Regions from separate parts of the Mus musculus genome. Here region 2 is linked to region 1. Evidence: chromatin loops called from intact Hi-C (ENCODE). Cell type or tissue: heart. All regions are shown on one strand. Each heading gives the region's core, and the rest is flanking DNA. Links, peaks and the distances in the headings are about the cores only. Region 1 overlaps Ccz1 (CCZ1 vacuolar protein trafficking and biogenesis associated). Region 2 overlaps Fam220a (family with sequence similarity 220, member A).

Region 1 (7,464 bases), core at 1,686-4,185:
CATCGGGCACACGTGGTGATAGACATACATGCTGACAAAAGATAGTCACATAAAATAAACATTAGAAAGCAAAAAAACAGGGACTGCAGAGACAGCTCCAGAGGCTCAGGGTCTCTGCTGCTCTTACAGGGACTCAAGTTTGGTCTACACATGGGGCAGCTCATAACTGCCCCAGAAATCAAACAAACAGAAGCTCCTGGCCTTGGATCCCAGCTTTTCAAGAGGCAAGAGGATGAGAACTTCAAAGTCTGCCTGGGCTATTAATGGAGTCTCTACCTTGAATAAATGGTGGGGGGGAAATGAGATGGGTGTCAGGGGTCTGTGAGGGATGTAGCCCACTGCTACACCCGCCGAGCATGAGTGAGGGCCTAACTCAGCCTCCAGTGCAAACAGAAACCAGAACACAACTCCTAAGATCCAAGCAGATGCTTCTATTCTGTGTATTTCGGGTTTAAAGAAAACTTTATTTCATGCATATGGGTATTTTACCAGCATTTATGTCTGTGTCCCACCCACTTGTGCCTGGTCCCTGAGGAAGCCAGAAGGAGCTGCAGTTACTGACAGTTGTAGGCTGTCCTGTGGGTGCCGAGAACCAAATGGGGTCTTCTGTAAGAATAGCAGGTGCTCCTAGCCACTGAGCTGTGTCTCCAGTCCCCCATTAAATGCTTTTATTTCTCCTGTGGGGTGGGAAACTTAACAGTGCCTAAAAGAAAAGTGTTTTCTAAAGTGCTACAAAAAGAAAAATCAGCAAACAAGGCATGGCTGCCCACTGTACAAATGTCCTTTTATAGCTGCCCACTGTACAAATGTCCTTTTATAGCTGCCCACTGTACAAATGTCCTTTTATAGATCCTGTGATGAGAACCCTCCAGGCTGCCAGGTTCACAGGGCACTTCCAGCTGTCACCATCTGCACATGGGCAGAAGAATGCAGTTTTTTTCTGCCTTCCCATCAGGGCGGGGTTGGTCTCCTTTCTGGACAGTGTGATCTAGCAGCTGCTTTATGGGTCTTAATGAATGTTGTCCTGGAGAAAAGATCGCATTGTCCTCATGGGATTGGGCTTCGCCACTGCTCTCTGTGGCATGACACTAACGGCAGGCAGGGGACAAATCCTACCAAGCTCATCATAAGTGACATAGAGGATCTTAACATCTGTTCTTTTGTTGGTTTGTTTTGGGCTTTTGTTTTGTGTTTTTGAGACAAGAGCTTCCATCTGGCTGGCCTGAAAGTTGCTATGTAGGCCAGTCCAACCTTGAACTTACAGCCATTGTCCCACGGTTTCCTAACGTTGTGATTACAGGCAGCCTCACTGTGCCCAGCATTAGGACATTTCAGGTCTTCATTTGCATTAGTATTTGGGTGCATGCAGAGATAAAATGGGAGTTTAAAGGGGTGGGCATGGAGCTCAGTGGTATAGCATTTGCCTGGCATACTCAAGGCCCTGGGCTCTCTACTTAGCACCACAGAAATTAAAATAGGTGGATTTGATGGATCAACTAATCCAAGGTGATTATCTCTGGAAAACCCTTGATCGACATCTCAAGACTGTGGCCAGGGTTTTTGTACATCCATCCCGTCAGCTTCTCAGGAGCATTGCACTTCTAGTGCTGACCCACGAGGATCTCAGGCTCTCCGCAAACCAGTTCTTTTAGAACCAAAACAGTGGTACCCTAGTGTGTTGGGAAACATGGAGGTCTCAGGAGTTTGTGAGCTGTTTCTCTGACTGCCTTCTCTGTTGGTTATTACTGCGTCCTCTTCTTAAGAGAAAGTCAAAATTAATGCAGACATTTACTTATTTCCTACCTTTATCCCCATAGAACTGAAGGCACTGATCATAGCATGCAGCCCTCAAGGGCAGAAGCTATGCTCCTTGACACACTGTTTTCTGTTCTTTCTGCAGAAGAGGTGAAGAAACTGTGTGCCACGCAGTTCAACAACATCTTCTTCTTGGATTGACTCCACTGGCTCAGCAGAACATCTTTAAAAACCTCAACAACCTTTGTGTTTACCATTACAACTTACTGGTCATGCTAGTGACTGGGTTAGGGACACAGTAAAGCAATACCTGCTTGGAAAACCACATTTCTACTTGGTCTGATGATTCCCTGAGGTTTCTAGATGTTAAATATTTATGTGAAATTAATTAAATGTAGTCAGCTGAATACCATTCCATTCTGCTGACATTGTATGGGTATTTTACTGGGAAATAAGACTAATAAATTGTTAAAGTTTTTAAAAATACTGGTTTCCTGTTGAGTCCTGTGTTGCTGGCTGTTTTGACTGCACTGGCCAGTAGGGCTCATAACTCCAGGTCAGGGGCCAGGCCAGGCCAGGCTCAGAGGACTTGGATCCAGTTCTCACCGCCTTCGTCAGGCTACTCACAGTCTCCTGTAGCCCAGGCCAGGTTCTAAGGCAGTGGTTCTCCAGCTGCCTAATGCCGGGATACTGTGCTCACCCCCAGCCAGAGCAGGATTTTATTGCTACTGTTACATGAACCATACTGTAAATATCTGATATGCAGCCCCTGAGGAAGGCTGGGTCCACCCTGAAGGGGTCCTGACCCTGTAGCAGGTTGAGAGCCACTGCTCTCGGGGTCTGATGCTCCTTTTGTTCTCCCCGGGCACCTGGACTCAGGTGTACACACGTGCACACACACATACATACAATTAAGATGTAGTTTAAATAAGCTTGGCCAGTGGGAAGTGGCACTATTAGGAGGTGAGGTTTTGTAAGGGGGGGGGGGTGTCACTGTGGAGGTGGGGCTTTGAGGTCTCTTTGAATGCCCAGGTCTGGCCTGTGTGATACAGACCTTCCTCCTGGCTGCCTGTGGAAGAGCCTCATCCTGGCTGCCTTCATATCACAATGTAGAAGTCTCAGCTCCTCCTGTGCCAGGCCTGCCTGGATACTGCCATGCTTTCCACCTTGATGATAATGGACTGAACCTCTGAACGGTAAGCCAGCCCCAACTAAATGTTTGCCTTTATAAGAGTTGCTGTGGTCATGGTGTCTCTTGACAGCAATAAACCCTAAGACAACCCAAACACTAACAGACAGTATCTTGACAGCTTGGGGTCTCCCTGTTGACAAGAGAAGGACAGCGAGGCACAGATACAGTCACTAGATTCGATTCGCTTTGAGTACATCCCCGATGTTTCATTACACACCCCAAGCTGTCTAACTAGACATTGTTCCTCTTGGTCATGAGGCCTCCCGAGAGCCACGTCACCCTGTATCCCTTCACAACTGAGATGAAATAGAACTGAATTTTACTCAGCCCTGTTCTGCTGACCCAGAGAGTCCAGGGTCTGGGAGAAAATGAGTTGAGTGATCTGAGACACAGTATTTCCCCAGCCCGGAAAGCAGCCCTCTGCAGTCTGCCTGTTCCGACCTCCATACCTACTGTGTTAGAGGTGAGGGAGCAGCCTCATCCGTTTGTATTGCTTTCCTTGCTCCTCCGTTCTGAATCATTCATTTCCATTATTTTTTTCCTGCCTGTGCATAACTTAAAACTGGTTCTCAGTTTCCCACCATACTGAGCTTTTGTTCCTTGAAGAGTTTGGGGTCGCATTCCAGATCATGGTTGTCTGGGGTGTGTTGCTTGGAATCCCATGTGTTTGTCTCCGTCAGCGTTTATCCTTCCTTGCGTTCTGGCTCCGGAGTCTGTGCATTAATTCAAACTTCTGGTTGAGCTGTTCCGTTGTGTTGCTAATTTCAGGTGGCTTTGTTTCTCTGGTCGAGATGGTAGTCCTCCTTGGGGTTCTGTCAGCCTTGCAGAGCTAATATGCAAACTCACATGTGTAAGACTTCTTTAAGGGGTCTCCACTCCTTTGCCATTTGTGTGTTCTATGTCCATGGATCTGTGTTTATGCAGATGTGTGTGCAGGTGTGCAAGCACGTGTGTGTATGAGTGTGAAGACCACGTGTCAACACTGGGTGTCTTCCTATATTGCTCTCCGTGTGTGTATGTGTGTGTGTGTGTGTGTGTGTGTGTGTGTGTGTGTGTGTGTGTGTGTGTGTGGTTACTAGTATTCACAAAGTCCAGAAGACTGTGCCAGATCCCCTGGAGCAGGAGTTACAGACTGTTGTAGGCTGCCCCAGTGTGAATGCTGGGACCCAAACTTAGGTCCTCTGTAAAAGCAGCAAGGGCCCTTAAACACTGAGCCACCTCTCTAAACAGCACCCCCCGCCCCCAGACAGGGTCTCACTGTGTAGCTCAGGATGACCTTGAACATGCAGCTGTCTCCTGAGTGCCGAGATGTGCCACTATGCCCAGCTAACTTTCATTTACAAAAATATATACAAAAATTTAAAACCCATTTACTAATATGTGCATCCCTACATACTCATTCAGTTAGGTTCTTACAAATGCAGCCAGCCATACAAGAAAAGCTTAATGTGTGGGCCAAGGTAGAGCATTTCGAAACAAATCAGAAGCTCAATGCAAACACTTTATTTTATGGAACATTTGTCTCAGCTTTCTGTCTACTTGTCCTTGCAGCTCGACCATGACACTGCGTGCCTTCACTTCTTCTTCTTCTTGCCAGGGCTGGCCTTGCTAGTCTGGATGGAAGCCAGGTCCTCTTTAGGGGGGCTGGGCGTGAGAGGCTGAGAGGCTGGGATCTCCGATGGCTCCTTGAGCACAGTGATGTCAAGTTCGAAGTCTTGTTTCCTGGCCTCCTCTTCCCGTAGGATGTTCAGCCTAAAGAGCAAAATGAGGATGTGGCTATTTGGTTTTTTCTGTAAAAATGTGAAACTAATTTTTTTTTTTCCAAAAAATTATGTGGTAGACTGGTATTGTGACATACTTACTCCCAGCACTTGGGAGGCAGAGGCAGGTGGATCCCTGTGAGCTTGAGGCCAGCCTGGTCTACAGAGTATAAGTTCTAGGCCAGCCAGAGAGCTATACAGTGAGACCCTGTCTCAAAACACAAGCAAAACTTTTGCTTCTGTGCACGGGGTGGGAGATTATGTGCAGATGCCCTGGAATCCACAGGACATTGGACCCCCCCCCCCCAAAGCCCATGCCACAGGTGACATGGGTGCTGGGACTTGAACTCAGGGCTTCTGTAAGAGGGATACGTGCTCTTCCCCTGCACTCTCTCTCCAGCCCTGAATCTGGATTTTATGGGCTTTCAGTAGTGCTTGTGAGTAAAATGGTCTGTTGTGTCTAGAGTGCTCCAGGCAACAGTTGCCAGTGTGGCCAGTGTGGCCTGGGAGGGTTTCCTGCGGCTGAGAAGCTAGAAAGAAGCCTCGTGAGGCGAGCATCTTCTGCCCCTCCTGTGTGCTGAGCTTGTAGGCTTCACCATCACACCAGGTTGCAAAACACATCGACATTGGGAGCTCTGGAAAGAGCAGAAGCCTGTGTGTACATGAATGAATTCGTGCATCCAGGTGTGTGTGTGGTGACATTCTGTCTGGACTCCACCTCCACGGTTACCTGGCAACAGCCAGGTATGCTCCTCCCCAGGGTTACCTGGCAACGGCCAGGTATGCCTGGCATTATAAAAGGGGCTGTTTGCCCCCTCCTCTCCTTCTTACTCCTGCTTCTCTCCCTTGCCTCTTGCCCCCTTGCTCTCCCTCTCTCCTCATTCCCTCTCCCCAACTTTCCACGTAGTCATGGCTGATCCCATGCCCTAAATAAACTCTATTCTATACCGGTGTGTGTGTGGTACCTCAGAGTATGGGCCCACTGAGGTATCCCCTTCCCCCACACCCTGCCAGAACATATTCTTATAGCTCTTTCTCTTTTTATGATCACAACAGTGTGTGCGCGCGCACATATGCTTCTTTTATCAGTGCTAGGAACCAAACCCAAACTTCACACTTTAAGCAAGCCTCCACCACTGAACTACATTCCCAGCCCCACCCCCAGCCCCCAGGTCCTTCTTTTTTGTCCTATCAGAGATGAGGGCATTGTATGCATCACTGTAAGCCTGTGGTCCTAGGACATCATTGTTTGTTTCACCATAGGCTAAGGTCCTGCTTGGGGTAGCTCCTGAAGACAGAAAAGAAAACTGAGCATATACCATGCAGGGCAGGTGCCCTACCTGGCTTCTAGCTCTTCGTTCTCTATCTGCCTCTGCTGAGCCAGCTCTGCTTCCTGGAGCTGATTTTCCTTCACTTTCTCCTTGAGCATCTCTTCACGTTTGTAGGCACTGAAGAGCACACTTACAAAGAAGACATAGAGGTTGTTCACCCATATGTTGAGTTTCTCTTTCTGTTCATCTTTGGGCTTTTCATATTTCTCTGCAATGGAGCATAATTAAAACAAACATCAGTACAGTGTGAGTGGTGTCTTCTGTCAGCTGTGGTGATCCTGGGGCACTGCAGCCTGTGAGGCCTGAAGAAGTCACCAGATGCGTTCCACAGCAACTGAGGAGGGCCAGTGCACAGCGGCCTGGGGCTGATTATCAGTCCTTCTGTCCAAAAAAACCTCCTGCCGGTTTTTCTTTTTCTTAAACAGCAGAAGTGTTTTGTTGTTATTTGTGTGTTTCGTTCTGTTTTGTTTGAGACAGGGTCTCGCTTTGTAGACCAGGCTAGCCTGGAATTCACAGGATCTTCCTGCCCCTGCCTCCCAAGTGCTGGGGGATGAAAGCTGTGCCTCAGGACACCAAGCTATTCTTTTAAAACCGTGGTGGGGAGAGGTGTGTGTGAGTGCAGGTGCCTGCGGAGGCTGCAAAGTCACTGGAGCAGGAGGTGCAGGTCATTAGGTGGCTATGGAACTCAACTCTGGTCCTCTGGCAGAGCAATATGAGCTTTTAAAAAAATATTTAGAGATTAACCTTTTTACTAGAGTATTCATGTTATTTTACATGTGTTTTGTCTGAATGTATGTATGTGTACCACATGCGTGCTTGATGTCTGCGGAAGCTGCAGTTGGAAGAGACCCCTGGAAGTGGAGTTACAGATGATTGTGAACTGCCCTGTGGATGCTGGGAATTGAACCCATGTCCTCCTCTGTAAGAGTGCTCGCTTGCTCTCTCTCTCTCTCTCTCTCTCTCTCTGCCTTTCTTTCAACTCCCCTCCCCATGCCATGCATAAAAGCCACTCTATACTATACCTTCACCTCAGGGGAAAGGGATGCCTCAGCATGGGCCTGCAGAGGCACCTCCACCACCCCCCCCCCCACTGAACTGCACCTCTTTCTTGTTATAAAACACAACACTACCTAGCTTCCTTGACTTTTTAATAAGAATGTATTCCTCAGTGTGTGGTAGTGCATCTTTTTTTTTTTTTCCTACATTCACTTTTGAGAGTTTCCAAGTTTTTTCGAGGCCCCAAGTTTGTACCAAATGGCATACTTGAGGCTACATATTAATAAATTTCATATTTATGAAAATTTGTGGCTCAAGAATAACGATGTGTTCTTATGCCAACATAAGTGTCCTTTCTTGTATTATCTATTGAAATTAAGACCTTCCAAGTGAGCGTTACTTTGTGAATTTCTCAGACATGGTGAACCTG
Region 2 (7,464 bases), core at 1,769-4,268, 430 kb after region 1:
TGGAGTTTACCAACTAGGCTAGATTGGCCGGCCAATAAGCTCTAGGGACTCACACACACACACACACACACACACACAACCATTCCGAGTCCTGGCTACACTGGGCTGTCCTAAGTGGGTTCTGGGAATCAACTTCAGGTCAAGCTTGAACAGAAAACAGGTTCCCATGTCTCTAGCCCCTTATTCTGTTTCCTGAGACAGACTTGCTTTGTAATCCAAGTGGGCCTAGCACTCAATTCCTAAACCAGGCTGTGTCTGAACTCATGAATCAGCAGCACAGGCTAGCCCGAGATTCATGCCGCAGGTCTCCTGTGTGCTGAGTGTGCTACATTAACCAGCTATAGTGCACTATTTCATAACCTGGAGAGAGGGAGGGGGACAGGAGCTCAGGCAGGGAGGGAGGGAGCAGGGAGAAAGGGAGGAAGAGGAGGGAGGAGAGGGAAGAGGAGGGAGAGGGAGGAGGAAAACTTCAAACCCATCTTTGTGTTAGGTTTTTTTTTCTTTGAGCTGATTCTTAAGTCTTCACCAGCAACCTTTCACTCACTGCTAAAGATGCTGAAATCCTAGGAAGACGACGACATTAACGAAAAGATAAGGAGAACATACGCACACACACAAAATAAAACATATTTATTATGCTAAAGAACAGATTTTATTATTTTCCCAAAACACTAAAATAGCCCATGGCATAGTAATTTAGGACACAATATAAATGACATATACAGTCAGGGTCCCCCAACTCTCCCATGGCTGTTTTTAACTCTGTCTTGGGTAGGGAGGCTGTAAAATGTCCACTCTTTAAATGACCTTTATTAAAGTTACCAAACCACAGAAGGAGGGAGGGTCACTTTGGAAGAAAATCTTAATGTAAAAGAAATCACAAGTCCTGGGCCGGTATAAAGGAAAATGCTTCATTGCTTCGTTTGCTGTCTGTGTTCTGTCGGCAGGAAAGCTTCAGACTCTTCTGTAATTGTAAATTATCCTCAATTTAATATTGCAACTTCTCCAAAGTGCCTCCATTAAAAACTGCAACTCGGGCGGAAGGAGGGGGACACGTGAGAAGGGACCTCTGGCCGAGTCAGTACAGTGCAGAAATGGCAAGCAAGACTCTTCATGACTGAAGCAAGGCTTACAAGAAGTGGAAGGCGTAGCCTACAGGCCTCCACTTCCATCAGATGGCCAGAGGTGAGCGGAGGCAGGCGGCATCCGGACGCTAGCCCTTGAGGATGGGTCTCCATGATTTAGAACTCTGTGATAAAGGTTCCTGTCTGATCTTATACGGAGCACATCAATCATTTTCCTGGGGGAGGGGGGGTTCCCAGTTCTGAGCGTCTTTCCGAAACGATTGAGAACATGCTCGAAAACGTCCCCCTCTGCATCAACCACCGAGGTGCGTCTGGTTCACAGGAAACAACAGGAACTGAACGGCTGCAGCATACGCCAGACTTAATGCAAAAGAAACTGCAAGACAACCTTTATTAAAGTTAATCTGCTATTTTTCTTGTTCTGCTTGAACCTTAACTATGGCATCAGAGACTTGCTAATCTGGAAGATTGCAGAGCCAGTGACCCCACGACTATCTGCGGACCATCTGAAGAACTTGAGAGTTTTCTCATCTTCTACTGTTTCCTCTGAAAGCCCGGGATTGAAACGGTCAAGGGACACACACCTCAGCTCGCCTTCTGGGAGAACTTTATAATAGGGGTAAGCATATGGCAGCTGGCCCAGCTCAAAGTATCGGTGAGACAGTTCTGACCAGGTGCCTAGCCCCTTGGGGCCAGCACTTGGTGGTTCACCTCTTAGGAATCCCACTTCCCTCAGTTTTGGATGGCCTGGCCGTCCTGACACCCAGGACTCTCCTTTGAGGTACTGTCCACGGTTGTCTGTGGCTCTGGGCTCTCTTCCTGGCCAGTCACTTCCTAGTGCATCCCCGATGCCATGGGACATCCCGGCTAGTTGCTCTTCTGAAGGAGCAGGGGACAGAGCCACAGCCTTGCCGAGGGAGGCTGCTGGGGCTGAACTCCTCCCCACTGATCCCTTCAGAGACTGAAGCACTTTGAAGCCACCATGATGCAGGAGGCTGGCCTTGCTCTGACCATGCTTCATTTCTGAGGCTGCTGCCCCCGTGGCCCGTGACTTTCCATGGCTATCTGCTACAGGCTGGTCTGTCCAAGAAGGCACAACTGATGGGCTGGGGTTCCTCTTCTGACTTCTTTTCTTAAGGCCACATGCTAGTTTGTCCGGGTCACCTCCTTGTGACTGTTTGGCCAGGCAGACACCCAGGGTCCCTCTCCCAGCCTTCATGCTCTGTGCCCTTTGATGCAGGGAGTCGGGGTGAGGCCTATCAGTCAAGGATGGCCTTCAGTGGATCTCAATGTGAACCTGGAAAAGATAATCAAATGAGAATTCTGTGACAGAGGGTTAGTAAAACAGTCACACACATGCAAAATATCACCAAACACCAGGTCCTTGCAGAGTGGGGCCACAGAGCTGCACAGGAGCCAGACAGCGAGAAGCTCTGTCCACTGCCATAGGTCGCCCTGAATTCCAAACAAGATGGAGAAAGAGGATCATAAGTTCAAGGCCATCCTTGGCTACATAGTGAGTCTGAGCCAGCCTGTGCTACACTGAGACCCTGACTCAATCAGATAAGTATACAAATCAAGTACACATAAGATATAGATCATCAGTGCCCTTGGGCTAGCCTAGTCTTATGAAGCTCCCAAGCGCACGTCAGGTCTACAAAAGAATCAATGCTGTTAACTTATGGCAAACCACCCTGCCCAGCAGAATGTGAGAGAGATGAGCTGATTTCCAAGTACTGGGAGTCAGTTCCTCCACACCTGCTCCCTCCACCCCTGCTGAAGATGTTCCTAGCTCACAATGTAACCGAGGAGTGGGAGAAAGCTCCCTGCTTTGTCCAAAATCCCCAGGGCAATCTGGGGCCGGCATCTTCCACCCCAGTCCTTCCCCGTGTGAGGCAGCCGACCTGCTCGATGACAATAGGCCTGACCCAGTTAGCAGCTGCCGCCCTGCCGGAAGCCTGTCTCCTCACCTTCCCTAACCCAGGCTATTAATGGCCCCAGGCACCTGACAGTCCAGACTACCATTGCTTTGTAACCTAAAAATACCCTGCTCCCAATACTTTCCAAAGCAAATTAGCAAGGCTGCTCCTAAGGGGACAGGGAGGAGTCACAGTGAGTAGGGCAGTGGGCCTCAGTGACAGCTCGAGCACACTCTAGACAACCCGCCTGCAGGGGTGCAGCATGGGTAAGTGGGCCCTGACTAGAGGCTCAGGCTGGAGGAAATTACTAGGGAGGATGAGGAAAGGTGCCAACACCACCCTTCTGAATGAAGCTGACTCATGACCACACAGAACACGTCACCGAGTTTCTTCTGACCAGACAAGCATCTCTGCATCACACCAGCTGTGCCCTCCAGCCACGCCTTGTCTCCTGGTAACATATCTGCTCAAAAGCACCTTCAATGAAGAGAGGCTCCACCCAGCTCAGGAGGAGCTGGGCATCCTTGTGTCGTGCTGTGGGCTCCGTGAGGGAAAGCACGGAGCGTGCTCTCCAGCAGCAGTGGCAGCTTTTGTATCAGGGTTGGCAAGTGTCTCGGGACAAACGAAAGGTGGCTGGGAGGTTTGGTAAAGTGAAGAGCAGAAAAGGACCCTCAACAGACAGTGCATCTCAGTGGGCAGCGAGTTCAATTCCCAGCACCCAGGGATCCAATGCCTTCTCATGAACCCTGTGGGCACACATACATACCCACAAATAACATTTTCAAATTAAGATGAAAATAAGGGCTAGAAAGACATCGATTCCAGTTCCACAATCCATGGGAAGGAGGCTTTTCTTCCAGCACCAGGAAGGTAGAGACAGGCAGATCTGAGAGTCTTGCTGGCCAGCCTAGCCTACTGCACAGTTCAGGCCAGTGAGGGAGACTCTCTTAAGAACCAAGAGGGCAGCACCTAAGGAGGCCCTGGAGGTTGTCCTTGGCCTCCACATGCACTGCCTTCAAAAGTTAGAGTGGACCTGGTGTGGCCGTGCGTGCCGTACTCTCAGTACTCAGGAAGAGCAGAGAGAGGAGGGTCATGAGTTCAAGGTCATCCTCAGCTTTTCAGGAAGTCTAAGGCCACCTTAGGGTTACCCAGACCCTGTCTCTAACCCTCCTCTCAAAATAAATATGGAGGGACAGGAGATACAGCCCGATGGTAGAGCGAGTACTCTGTTGTGTTGTTTTTTTTTTTTTTTAAATATGTTGGACCTTTTTTTTTTTTTTTTTTAGATTTATTTATTTATTATGTGTAAGTACACTGTAGCTGTCTTCAGACACTCCAGAAGAGGGAGTCAGATCTCCTTAATGGATGGTTGTGGGATTTGAACTCCGGACCTTTGGAAGAGCAGTCGGGTGCTCTAACCCACTGAGCCATCTCACCAGCCCTAGAGCGAGTACTCTGGTATGCAAAAGGCTCTTAGCTGACTTGGTTGTTTTGTTTTGTTTTGTTTTTGAGACCAGGATCTCATCATGTAGCCCTTGCAGCCTAGAATTCACTCTGTAGAAAAGGCTACCCTTGCTTGAACTCAATGAAATAAATCTATCTGCCTCTGTTTCCCAAGTGCTGGTGTGCACCACGAACCTGGTTAAGGCTTTCATTGATTTCAACATCAACAACAACAACATACACACATACACACACACCACACCCCAAGCTGAACAACAACAACATACACACACACATACACACACACCCCAAGTTGAAATGAGCCAAGTGAGGTGCTATATGACTATAATCCAGGTATGGAGGAGGCCAAGGCAAAGAGGCTCTCGAGCTGGAGATCAGCAATGGACTATATGGTAAGACTCTAGCTCAAAGACATACGAAGTAGGCACCAGAATATTGTGAATCCCTCACGCCCTGGGGGTTGGGAAGGACTTTCTAGTGACAGCAAACACCAAGCATTAAAAAAAGATTATTAAACTTTGACTCAAAAAAGAAAAATGTCAGGGGTGTGGAGAGAGGATCCAGCGGTTAAGCGCACTGGCTGCTCTTGCACAGGACTGGGGCGAGAACTCAGCACCACACGGCTGATTCCAAGCTCCCGTAACTCCAGTTCAGAGAACCTGACGCTCTCCTCTGGCCTCTGAGGGCCCCAGACACATGTGTGGGCACTCACACCTACACAAAGATTAGAGATAAGTTTTTAAAAACAATTTTCAGGGTGTGCATGGTAGTACAGACCTGGAATCCCAGCACTTGGGATGATAAGGGGAAAAAAATTTCTAGCTCAAGGCCAGCCTGGACTACACAAGGAGCTCCTGTCCCAAATAGGTCAGCCTAGACTACACAGTGAACTGTCTCAAACGCCCTTCCCTCAGAAGTAAACAAACAAGTATGGCCCACAGGCAAAGCCAAACTCCGAGAGGCTAAAACCCTGTTTACTCCTACAGAGTGTCTCAGACCTCTGTGCATGCGCCCCTCCATACGTATTTTGAGAGGAAAGTTAAAGCAGGGTCTTACGTAGCCCTAGGTATGGGTGGCTGGTGTCTCAAGGTGTGTGGCAAGAGGACCATTCTGGGTTCAAGTTCTGTGAAGATACATGAAGTTTTAGAACAGCCTGGATATAAAGTCAGGGTCGGGGTAGGGAATGGGAGTTGGGAAACCCACTCAGGCTGGGAAGATGTCTGGGTGGGTAACAGCACTTCCTGAGCTAGCACGAGGACCTGAGTTCAAATCCCCCACATTTAAAACAAACACACACTCAAAAAAAGGTGACCACGGCAGCACCTGTAACCCCAGCATCTCCAGGATGGAGACAAAATCCCCAGCAGCTGCTGAAAGAGCAGGCTTCCAGCTCAGTGAGATAACATCTTAATGTGCACTTGGGTACAAGCACACACACACTCATACACACACACACACACACACACTCATACACACACACACACTCACACACACACATACACATACACACACACACTCATACACGCACACGCACACACACACACACACTCATACACACACACATTCACACACACACACTCATACACACACACACACACACACACACACACACACACACACGAATGTGCACACAAATGCCCACAGCAACATTACTCAGTGAGACAGTGACAACAACCCAAAGGTCCAGCCGCCAACTGGAGATTATCTGGAGAAATGGCAGCTATTAATAGATTCCAAGTGGGATCCAGCAGTGGAAAAGCACACTGGTGGAAGAAACTGGGGCCAGCCAAGTGCTAGTGCTCACACTTGGAGAAGGGGCAAAGGTCTGCAGGGCTTCCTAGGACTGTCCTTCCTTCCTTCCCTGTCTCTCTACCTATCGCCCTGTCTGTCTGTCTGTCTGTCTATCTTGGAGACAAGGTCTCAAATAGGCTGATCTCAAATGGCTATCTAGCTGAAGGTGACCTTGAACTCCTGGGACTACAGGCCTAGGACACCTTGCCTTGGTTGTATGATGTCCTAGGGATGAAGCCTAGGGCTCAGGGCATGCTAGACAAAGCCTCTTCCAGCCAGGCCACATTCCCAGTGCCCATTTTCATCTACTCATCCACTCACCTGTCCACAGACTTGATGCTGCTGTCTTTGGGCCACTGTGTATTAAGACTGGAGTCCCGGACTTTAAACCGTTTTCAAACCTCTCAGGTAGACTTACTAGACTGTGCGTTAAGTCCATGTTCAACTGTGTGAAGAACCACCAGACTCCCACCCAGCAGCACAAAACGACAGAGGACAGCCACTGCAACATCTGCTCCTGCAACCCCTCCTCCCACCACTGCCCTGACAACAGCCATCCCGACAGGTGTGACGTGGCCTCCCACTGCTCCTGAGTGGTGCGCTTTCTTCTACAGTCCAGTCTCAAGGACATGCTGGCCATCTGTCTATCTTCTCAGACAAACCTCTACTCCAACACTCTGCCAATGACTGGATTGGGCTACTTGGGGTTTGTATTTTATTTATTTATTTTTAATTGTAAAAAATCTTTCTGTATTTAGGGTATTAATCCTTTACCAAATTAATTTACCAATAAATGTTTTCTTCAGTTCTTGAACGTGTTAGAGATGGACCTAGGACCTCATCATCCATGCTAAGCTAACATCTGACCACTGGCCTACATCCTTAGCTTCTCCTCCATTCGTTTTGGTTTTTGTTTTTGTTTTTTTGCATGTAGAATGAGTTCATATTTCCTCAAATTTAATTGCATCTCACAAAACTATCAGGTGAAGAAACTGGCTCTTCTTTCCCCAGGTACAGGCACACCGGGGCTGGAGCCCGGAGCCCAGAGCCCAGGACACACAGGGTAGCCCCACAAGGAAAGCAAGCACTTTGAAGCTCATTTGTTCCTATCACCTTAGATAGGATAACTAGCTTTTAACATTAGTATAACTAGAGTGAGCTCACATGCTTTCAAACAGCTGTTCTGTGTGTGACGGATACACATG

The links. Hi-C counts contacts between places; a loop is a spot of excess contacts. Peaks named below come from ENCODE experiments on the same cell type or tissue, not always from the same donor. Only the 100,000 strongest peaks of a DNase experiment are listed, where the experiment ranks them.
Region 2: a loop joins it to region 1, with 5 times the contacts of the local background. A loop is called at or near these places in 3 of 42 quality-filtered maps.

What each region holds. Positions count from the first base shown.
Region 1 is chr5:143,982,686-143,990,149 of GRCm38, reverse strand. It overlaps Ccz1 (CCZ1 vacuolar protein trafficking and biogenesis associated), which reads left to right. Exons shown (of 15, transcript NM_177682.3): 15 at 1,901-2,241. The coding sequence ends at 1,956. It overlaps LOC115486439, which reads right to left. Exons shown (of 5, transcript XM_030254972.1): 4 at 6,048-6,246; 5 at 4,431-4,699. The coding sequence ends at 4,522. Among named protein-coding and RNA genes, the nearest start is that of Gm17135, 5.4 kb to the right of the region's middle. In heart, for the core only: no CTCF peak of the experiment used is centred there; no DNase peak of the experiment used is centred there.
Region 2 is chr5:143,557,675-143,565,138 of GRCm38, reverse strand. It overlaps Fam220a (family with sequence similarity 220, member A), which reads right to left. Exons shown (of 2, transcript NM_133703.5): 2 at 608-2,382. The coding sequence starts at 2,304. The coding sequence ends at 1,522. Among named protein-coding and RNA genes, the nearest start is that of Fam220a, 13 kb to the right of the region's middle. In heart, for the core only: no CTCF peak of the experiment used is centred there; a DNase peak (open chromatin) is centred at 3,078; H3K4me3 peaks cover 215 bases; H3K27ac peaks cover 1,893 bases.